2 separate regions of the Homo sapiens genome follow, and region 1 is linked to region 2. Evidence: read pairs that join two places in POLR2A ChIA-PET (ENCODE). Cell type or tissue: K562. All regions are shown on one strand.

What was found. ChIA-PET counts read pairs that join two places held together with the same protein. Peaks named below come from ENCODE experiments on the same cell type or tissue, not always from the same donor. Only the 100,000 strongest peaks of a DNase experiment are listed, where the experiment ranks them.
Region 1: POLR2A ChIA-PET joins it to region 2 with 9 read pairs; 2 of 35 experiments call an interaction of 5 or more read pairs at or near these places.

What each region holds. Positions count from the first base shown.
Region 1 is chr15:64,260,573-64,264,572 of GRCh38, reverse strand. All of the region lies in intron 2 of CSNK1G1 (casein kinase 1 gamma 1), which reads left to right. Among named protein-coding and RNA genes, the nearest start is that of CSNK1G1, 94 kb to the left of the region's middle. In K562, no CTCF peak of the experiment used is centred here; no DNase peak of the experiment used is centred here.
Region 2 is chr15:64,379,406-64,383,405 of GRCh38, reverse strand. It overlaps PCLAF (PCNA clamp associated factor), which reads left to right and starts at 1,965. Exons shown (of 4, transcript NM_014736.6): 1 at 1,965-2,080; 2 at 2,368-2,448. The coding sequence starts at 2,035. RefSeq lists an enhancer at 1,794-2,304. In K562, a CTCF peak has its summit at 2,118; DNase peaks (open chromatin) are centred at 1,845, 2,145 and 2,605; H3K4me3 peaks cover 2,030 bases.

The DNA.
Region 1 (4,000 bases), 120 kb after region 2:
TTTGTTTTATCCTGGCCTGGTTTTGGTATCAGTGTAATGCTGGACTCAGAATAAGTTTAGAAGTATTATTCCCCTCCTCTTTGGTTTTTTGAAATAGTTTGAAAAGAATTTATATTTTTTCTTTCAATGTTGGATAGAATTCAGCAGTGAAGCCATCAGGTCCTGGGCTTTTTCTTTGCTGGGGGAGTCTTTATCATTGCTTCCATCTTATTACTTGTTATTCTCTTCAGGTTTTCTATTTCTTCTGACTCAATCTTGGTAGGTTGTATGTATGTTTCCAGGAACTATTCCATTTCTTCAGATTTTTAAACATTTGTTCTCATATAGTTGTCAGATTAATATTGTAAAAATACAACTTTCACCATTTGCTTTTCCCCTTCGTTCACAGCAAACCGAAGAATGAAGTTAAAACTCCTATATTTGCATTTAGGATTATCTATAATCTTATTCTAAACTAGCCTTTCTTTTTTATCACCCAAGAACTTTCTCACAAGAACTTTCTACATATATCAAGTCAAGTTGTTCACTTTAGCATCTCTTACCTACTGAATGTCAGATACTATGTTTGTTTCTAGGGATAAAAAGATGAATTAAACGTTACTGTCCTCTGGAAATTTACTGCCGAGTGGAAGTAAAAAATATATGCATAAATAATTATAGGTAGAAGTTTATGAAATTGGGTGCTGGCTTAGTCTTAAGACTAGAAAGTATATTTAGAAAAGGGCTTTTTTTTTTTTTTTTTTTTTTTTTGGTAAACAAAAAGGCATAAAACCACAAGGAACCAAAAAAATGGAAGAGAAAGTGAAAACAGACTGAGAAATGTTAACAAAATTTTGGAAGCTGAAACACAGATGGTTAGGTGGTAACTGACTTAGCACTCCAGACAAGGCTGAGTGCCTGAAGGGGCAGGCCGGTTAATGCTATAAAATATACCAGATAGGCTTAGGAATTGGAGACACTAGGAACTTCACAAAGGTGGGATGCAGAAGGGGCTAAAAATGGAAAATTTAGTTGAAAGTCAACTGCACTGTGAAAAGCGGCTGCCCAGCTAAATGCAGGAAAAATAAGGAAAAGGTTGCACACTGAGCCTGGGAGCGGTGGCTCAAACCTGTAATCCCAGCACTTTGGGAGGCCAAGGCAGGCGGATCATGAAGTCAAGAGATCGAGCCCATCCTGGCCAACATGGCGAAACCCCGTCTCTACTAAAGATACAAAAACTAGTTGGTCATGTTGGCGCGCACCTGTAATCCTAGCCGCTCCAGAGGCTGAGGCAGGAGAATCGCTTGAACCATGGAGGCAAAGGTTGCAATGAGCTGAGATCATGCCACTGCGCTCCAGCATGGGCAACAGAGCGAGACTCTGTCTCAAAAAAAAGAAAAAAGAAAAAGGTTGCACACTGAATGATGAGACTCCTCAAGACTTCTTGTGGAAGAAACAAATATGTAAGTGCCCAGGATTTCTTTGAACTCTTGCTTTTTTTTTTTTTTTTTTTTGAGATGGCGTTTTGCTCTTGTTGCCCAGGCTGGAGTGCAGTCGTGTGATCTCCGCTCACTGCAACCTCTGCCTCCTGGGTTCAAGCTATTCTCCTGTCTCAGCCTCCCAATTAGGTGAGATTACAGGCATGCACCACCACACCTGGCTAATTTTGTATTTTTAGTAGAGACGGGGGTTTCTCCATGTTGGTCAGGCTGGTCTCGAATTCCTGACCTCAGGTGATCCACCCACCTTGGTCTCCCAAAGTGCTGGGATTACAGGCGTGAGCCATTGCGCCTGACTGCATCTTTTTCTTCAAAAGAAATCTATGCACAATTTCTATAATATAGTAGGTTTGTTTTTATGTAAATAAAAAGACTTTATCCAAATCTTCAAATGAAAATTAGGATCCAAGAAAAGTGTATCTTACTTGTCCTGTAGCTTAGTGCACAAAGGCCTTGGCACACTTCCAAGTACCCACAGGTACATACCTCAGAGTGGGGACCTGGCATTGGATATTATTCATAACCTGTCCTTAGCTTAGTGGATGTTTATGGCTTTTCTTCTGTTTCTTCCCACACACTATGTGCTCCGATTATATGGGTCTACCCACAGTATATCACATCCTGTGCATTTTCTATCATTTATCCATATCATTGTTCAAATTAGTATTTTTTAAAAATAGAAAATGCCTTTTATTCTCTCCTCTGTTCATCCGTCAGGACTCACTTCAAGTGCTGCTTGTGCCCAAATTCACTACCCTCCGTATCCAAGCTCTTCTACTGACTCATTTGTATTTCTGTTTTAACACTCACTATATCATGTGATTTATTTGACACACTTTTGAGCCACCACATACAAGACCTTGTGTGAGGAGCTAGAATACAGTCTATGAAGGGTGAGAACTGAGGTTGCTCATCTTAGATGTCTGGTATCTGTGTAGATGGGCATTAAATATTCACATGCTTTTCCCTACTTCTGTTCTCTTATTTTTCTAGTTAATCTTGTACTACCTCACAATGCTCATGCAAAATCACAGATCTTATCAGGTCATAAAACCTTTCATTTTAAACTTTAAGATAGCATTGATGTTCTGCAATTATACAGGAAGTAGGAACAGGGAAAAATGGTATTAATGGCTTTTTTTTTTTTTTTTTTGAGACGGAGTCTTGCTCTGTTGCCCAGGCTGGAGTGCAATGGTGCGATCTCGGCTCACTGCAACCTCTGCCTCCCAGGTCAAGCGATTCTCCTGCCTCAGCCTCCTGAGTAGCTGGGATTACAGGTGCACACTACCACGCCTGCCTAATTTTTGTATTTTTAGTAGAGACAGGGTTTCACCATGTTGGTCAGACTGGTCTCCAACTCCTGACCTCTTGAGCCACCTGCCTCGCCCTCCCCAAGTGCTGGGATTACAAGTGTGAGCTGTAATTAAGTTCTTAGGGTTAAGCCTGTGCTAAAATTAGTTGGTTTTGTTTTGTTTTTTGTTGTTGTTGTTTTTGAGACAGAGTTTTGTTCCTCTCTCCCATGCTGGAGTGCAATGGCATGATCTCAGCTCACCACAACCTCTGCCTCCCAGGTTCAAGTGATTCTGTTGCCTCAGTCTGCTGAGTAGCTGGGATTACAGGTGCCCACCACTACCCCCAACTAATTTTTGTATTTTTAGTAGAGACAGAGTTTCACCATGTTGGCCAGGCTGTTCTCGAACTCCTGACCTCAGGTGATCCACCCACCTCAGCCTCCCAAAGTGCTGGGATTACAGGCATGAGCCACTGCACCTGGCCCTAAAACTAGTTTTAAGTCACAGTAACAATGCTCATTTCATTTCAGGAAGAGCTGTCCTGAAAAATCTTTGCGCAGAGTCACATCTGGTGTGCAAGAAGTCCTGGGCCAAATTAAAGTTTTAATCGGCCTGGGAATTGGCTGTTTGTTACTGCCTCATCTGTTCCTCTCTTACTTATTACTATCCTTTTTATAATTTCATGAAATATATTTTAAAATGGCTTTGGTGGGAACATTAATAAGAAACATAAAGTAACCTTTAGAAGGTTAATGCAAACACTATATATATGAGAGAAATGCCTATTTTTGACTTGTGCTCCCCTAAAAAAGAAGTTATTCATCTTATGGTTTCTGAGGTGTTTGACCTAAGAAACCAACCTGTTAGTCTTCTTTTTATCTTACTTGCAGACAAAAATTATTCCTAAATTAGTGTACTCTTTGACACGTAAAGGTACTCGCAATCTGATGGCAGTATGAAAAGTTTAATGATGTAGTTATATTGCAGAGGGCCTTCTGTTGTCTAGAGGTTTGTAAATGAGAATTTGTATTGTAAGCAGCTTTTTTTGTTTGTTTGTTTATTTATGAGATGGAGTCTCACTCTGTTGCCCAGGCTGGAGTACAGTGGTGTAATCTTGGCTTACTGTAGCCTACACCTCCTGGGTTCAAGCGATTTTCCCACCTCAGCCTCCCAAGTAGCTGAGATTACAAGTATTCACCACCACCCCCGGCTAATTTTTGTATTTTTAGT
Region 2 (4,000 bases):
GAAGAAGTGAGACTCCATCTCAAAAAAAAAAAAACACACACACAAAAAAACCACTGTGCAATGAGATGGGCCATGAGGACAAAAAACAAAGGAATGCCCTGGGTCTTGTGGATTTTTCCGGTTGATTTGGCTGTAACCTTAGATACCAAGGTTAAGACAAAACTACAGGTAATTGCCAATACATTTTCTATTATTGTGTTAATTTAACCTGTTGCCTAGATTCCTTAAATCTGTGTTACAGAGTGCAGTTGTTGATTCTGTTAAAGTACTGAGTAGCCTAATTCTAAGTTCGAGCAATTCATTGGAGAGAATTAATGCTGTGTTTACACTTCTAGAGTAGCCTTTCAAGTGAGCATTTAACAGAATACATCCCAAAGCAAGTTCATCTGATCCTGTTTTTTGTTGTTGTTTTTAGAGACGGAGACTCGCCCTGTCGCCCAGGCTGGAGTGCAGTAGCGTGATCTCGGCTCACTGCAACCTCCGCCTCCCGGGTTCAAGGAATTCTCCTGCCTCAGCCTCCAGAGTAGCTGGGACTACAGGCACATGCCGCCACTCCCAGCTAATTTTTTATTTTTTATTTTTATTTTTATTTTAGTAGAGACTGGGTTTCACCATGTTGCCCACGCTGGTCTCGAACTCCTGAGCTCAGGCAATCTGCCTGCCTCGGCCTCCCAAAGTGCTAGGATTACAGGTGTGAGCCACCATGCCTGACCGATTCTGTTTTATGTATGGTATTTAGAGAGTGAAAATCACTCCCCAGGGGTGTTGTGAGTAATTAGAAGGTAAGCATAAAGATAGAAAAAAATTATGACCCTTTATCCTAGAGTTATGCTCACTGTGTGACAGCGATGTGGTCTTACCACATTTGGCAGGGTCTTTTCGTTTCGTTTCGTTTCATTTCATTTCCTTGCCTTGCCTTGCCTTTCTTTTCTTTTTTCTTTTCTTTTCTTTCTTTCTTTTCTTTTCTTTCTTTCTTTCTTTTTTTTTTTTGAGACAGGATCTCGCTCTGTCGCCCAGGCTGGAGTGCATGGTGTGATTATGGCTCACTGCAACCTCTCCCTCCTAGGCACAAGCAATCTCCCGTCTCCTGAACTCAAGCCATCCTCCCACCTCAGCCTCCCGAGTAGTTGGGATTACAGGAACATGCCACTGCACCCGGCTAATTTTTGTATATTTTTTGTAGAGACGGGTTTCACCGTGTTGGTCAGGCTGGTCTCGACCTCCTGGGGTCAAGCGATCTGCCCGCCTCGGCCTCTCAAAGTGCTGGGATTACAGCCATGAGTCCCCGCTCCTGGCAGATTTGGCAGATTATTTAGGAGCTCTGACACCATTCGGTTCTCAAGAAGACGTTTTATTAGTTTCTTTTTATGTGTGTATGTATATACAATCCCCCTAGTTTTTGTTTAGTCTCACATCATCCTAAAGACATTTAAAAAAACCCTTGTAAACAAGTTGTATTAGCTTCCTTTTCCCCATTCCATAGAATTGTTTTAGTATGGATGCTGTACAAAGAGTTCATGCCTGGGGGACTAAAGGAAAGTTCTCAAGTTCTTTTAATTTTGATTTGCATCAAAAAGTCCGCTTAATTTCAGGTTTCACCTCCAGGAGTCAATCATTATGGACTTAAAGCTATAGTAACTTTTGAAGATCGTTTGTAATTCGCTGTCTTTGCTAGGTTTTCTTTTCTAAGCAGGCTCATTTCTGTAGTTCAGAAACTTAGCACCCACTAGTCGGGTACCCCTGGAGAGTCCTGGTACCGCCCACCTGGGGCGCCTACGAATCCTAGGCCTTTGCGTGTTGATGGACGGATTCGCGCTGCAAGAAGCCTCGCCGCTGTCACCACTGGGCATTGGCAATTGGTTCAGGGGGAACGGCGCGGAACCAATGGGAGCGGTGGCTCGGGAGAGACCTTGGAGCGCGCGGGAAAGAGACCAATATAAACTGTGGCGGGATAGTTTTCGGGTCCTTGTCCAGTGAAACACCCTCGGCTGGGAAGTCAGTTCGTTCTCTCCTCTCCTCTCTTCTTGTTTGAACATGGTGCGGACTAAAGCAGACAGTGTTCCAGGCACTTACAGAAAAGGTGAGGCGATCGAGTGTGGTACTGGAGGGCGGGGGGGTCCTCCCGGCAGCCTGGCCACGGGCGACAGACGCCAGAGGTCCCCCTGGGCCCTGTGCGCCAAACTCATCTAGCTAGCCAGGGAGTAGCCGCCTGGCCCCTTTACCTAGAAGAGGAAGTCGCAGGGGCAGGGTAAGGTTATCCTGCTGTTCTGGATCGCCAGGCTCTCCTCTCCAAGCTGCTGGGGTCCAGGACTCGGTGTCGGAACCCTCCTGCCCCTTCTGAACACCCTTTTTTGCCTCTCTTCACAGTGGTGGCTGCTCGAGCCCCCAGAAAGGTGCTTGGTTCTTCCACCTCTGCCACTAATTCGACATCAGTTTCATCGAGGAAAGGTAAGAAGAGCCCTCCTAAAGTTAGGGGATCAGTCCTGGCACCTGCAAGCCCCTGGCTTGCCATGAATTTCTTTTTCTTGAGGTACTCACGCCCGAATTTCTTCCTTGCCCTGTGATATAATAAGAGAGGCTGGGCCTTTTGGCCGGCTAGGGTAGAGGTGGGGGGGAGGTCTCATGGAAGGGAATTTCAAGCCTTGGAGTTAAGGACCGACACACCTTATCTTCAAGCCTATTTTTCTTTTCTTTTCTTTTTTTAGACAGGGCCTCTCTTTGTTGCTCAGGTTGGAGTGCAGTGGTGCAATCACTGGTCACTACATCCTCCACTTATGGGGCTTAAGCAATCCTCCCACCTCAGCCTCCAAAGTAGCTGGGGCTACAGGTACATGCCACCACGCCGGGCTTTTTTTTCTATTTTTTGTAGAGATGGGGGTCTCACTATGTTGCCTAAGCTGGTCTCAAACTCCTGGGCTCAAACAATCCTCCTACTGGGATTACAGGCATGAGCCACCACAGCCAGCCTATCAATTTTTGTTTTTTGGTTTAGTATTTTCCTTTTTCTTTCTCTTTCTTTTTTTGAGACAGAGTCTTGCACTGTTGCCCAGGCTGCAGTGCAACGGTGTGATCTTGGTTCACTGCAACCTCCGCCTCTCGGGTTCACACGATTCTCCTGCCTCTGCCTCCTGAGTAGCTGGGATTACAGGTGCACGCCACCACACCCAGCTAATTTTTTTGTATTTTTAGTAGAGATGGGGTTTCACTATGTTGGCCAGACTGATCTCAAACTCCTGACCTCATGATCTGCCTGCCTCAGCTTCCCAAAGTGATGGGAACACAGACGTGATCCACCACGCCCAGCTATTATTTTTCTTAATAATAACAGAGGCTATTTAAATATTGTTAGAGGCTATTTAAAAGCCCCCTTAGTAGATTAAGGGTTTGAACAATCGTTAACAGTGCTGAGTGCTCATTGCAATGTCTACTAAACTTTAATAAAAATGTTTTTGTTTTTGTTTGCTTGTTTTTCCTTTCTTCCTTACTCTTTTTTGTTTGTTTGTTTGTTTGAGTATGATGTCTGTGGGTTTTCTCCAACTTTGCAGCTCCTAATACTGTCTTTGGGAGAGTAGGAGTGAAACCCGGCAAAGGAAATAGCTTCACGCTGCTCCTTCTGTGCGTGGAGTAGATGAGAAAATGCCCTGCCATCTGGTGCCTCATTCCTTTCAGTAGGAAATTTGGCAGACAGGGAGATTAACGCTACAAGATTTAATTAAGAACATAAAGGTGAACACTGTTTAGGACTTCATGGGTTTTAAAGTCAATTCAAATTTCTCCCTATTATAAACATTTCATTAGAAAACATTTACTATTTCTATCTCTTCAGATAAAAGGAAATAGAAGTTGATGAATTTTTTTAGAGTAACTTATACCCTGTACCACTAGACTAAGTTTCTTTTTCTTTTCTTTTTTCTTTTTTTTTTTTGAGACAGGGTCTCACTCTGTTGCCCAGGCTTGAGTGCAGTGGTGCAATCACAGCTTACTGCAGATTTGACCCCAG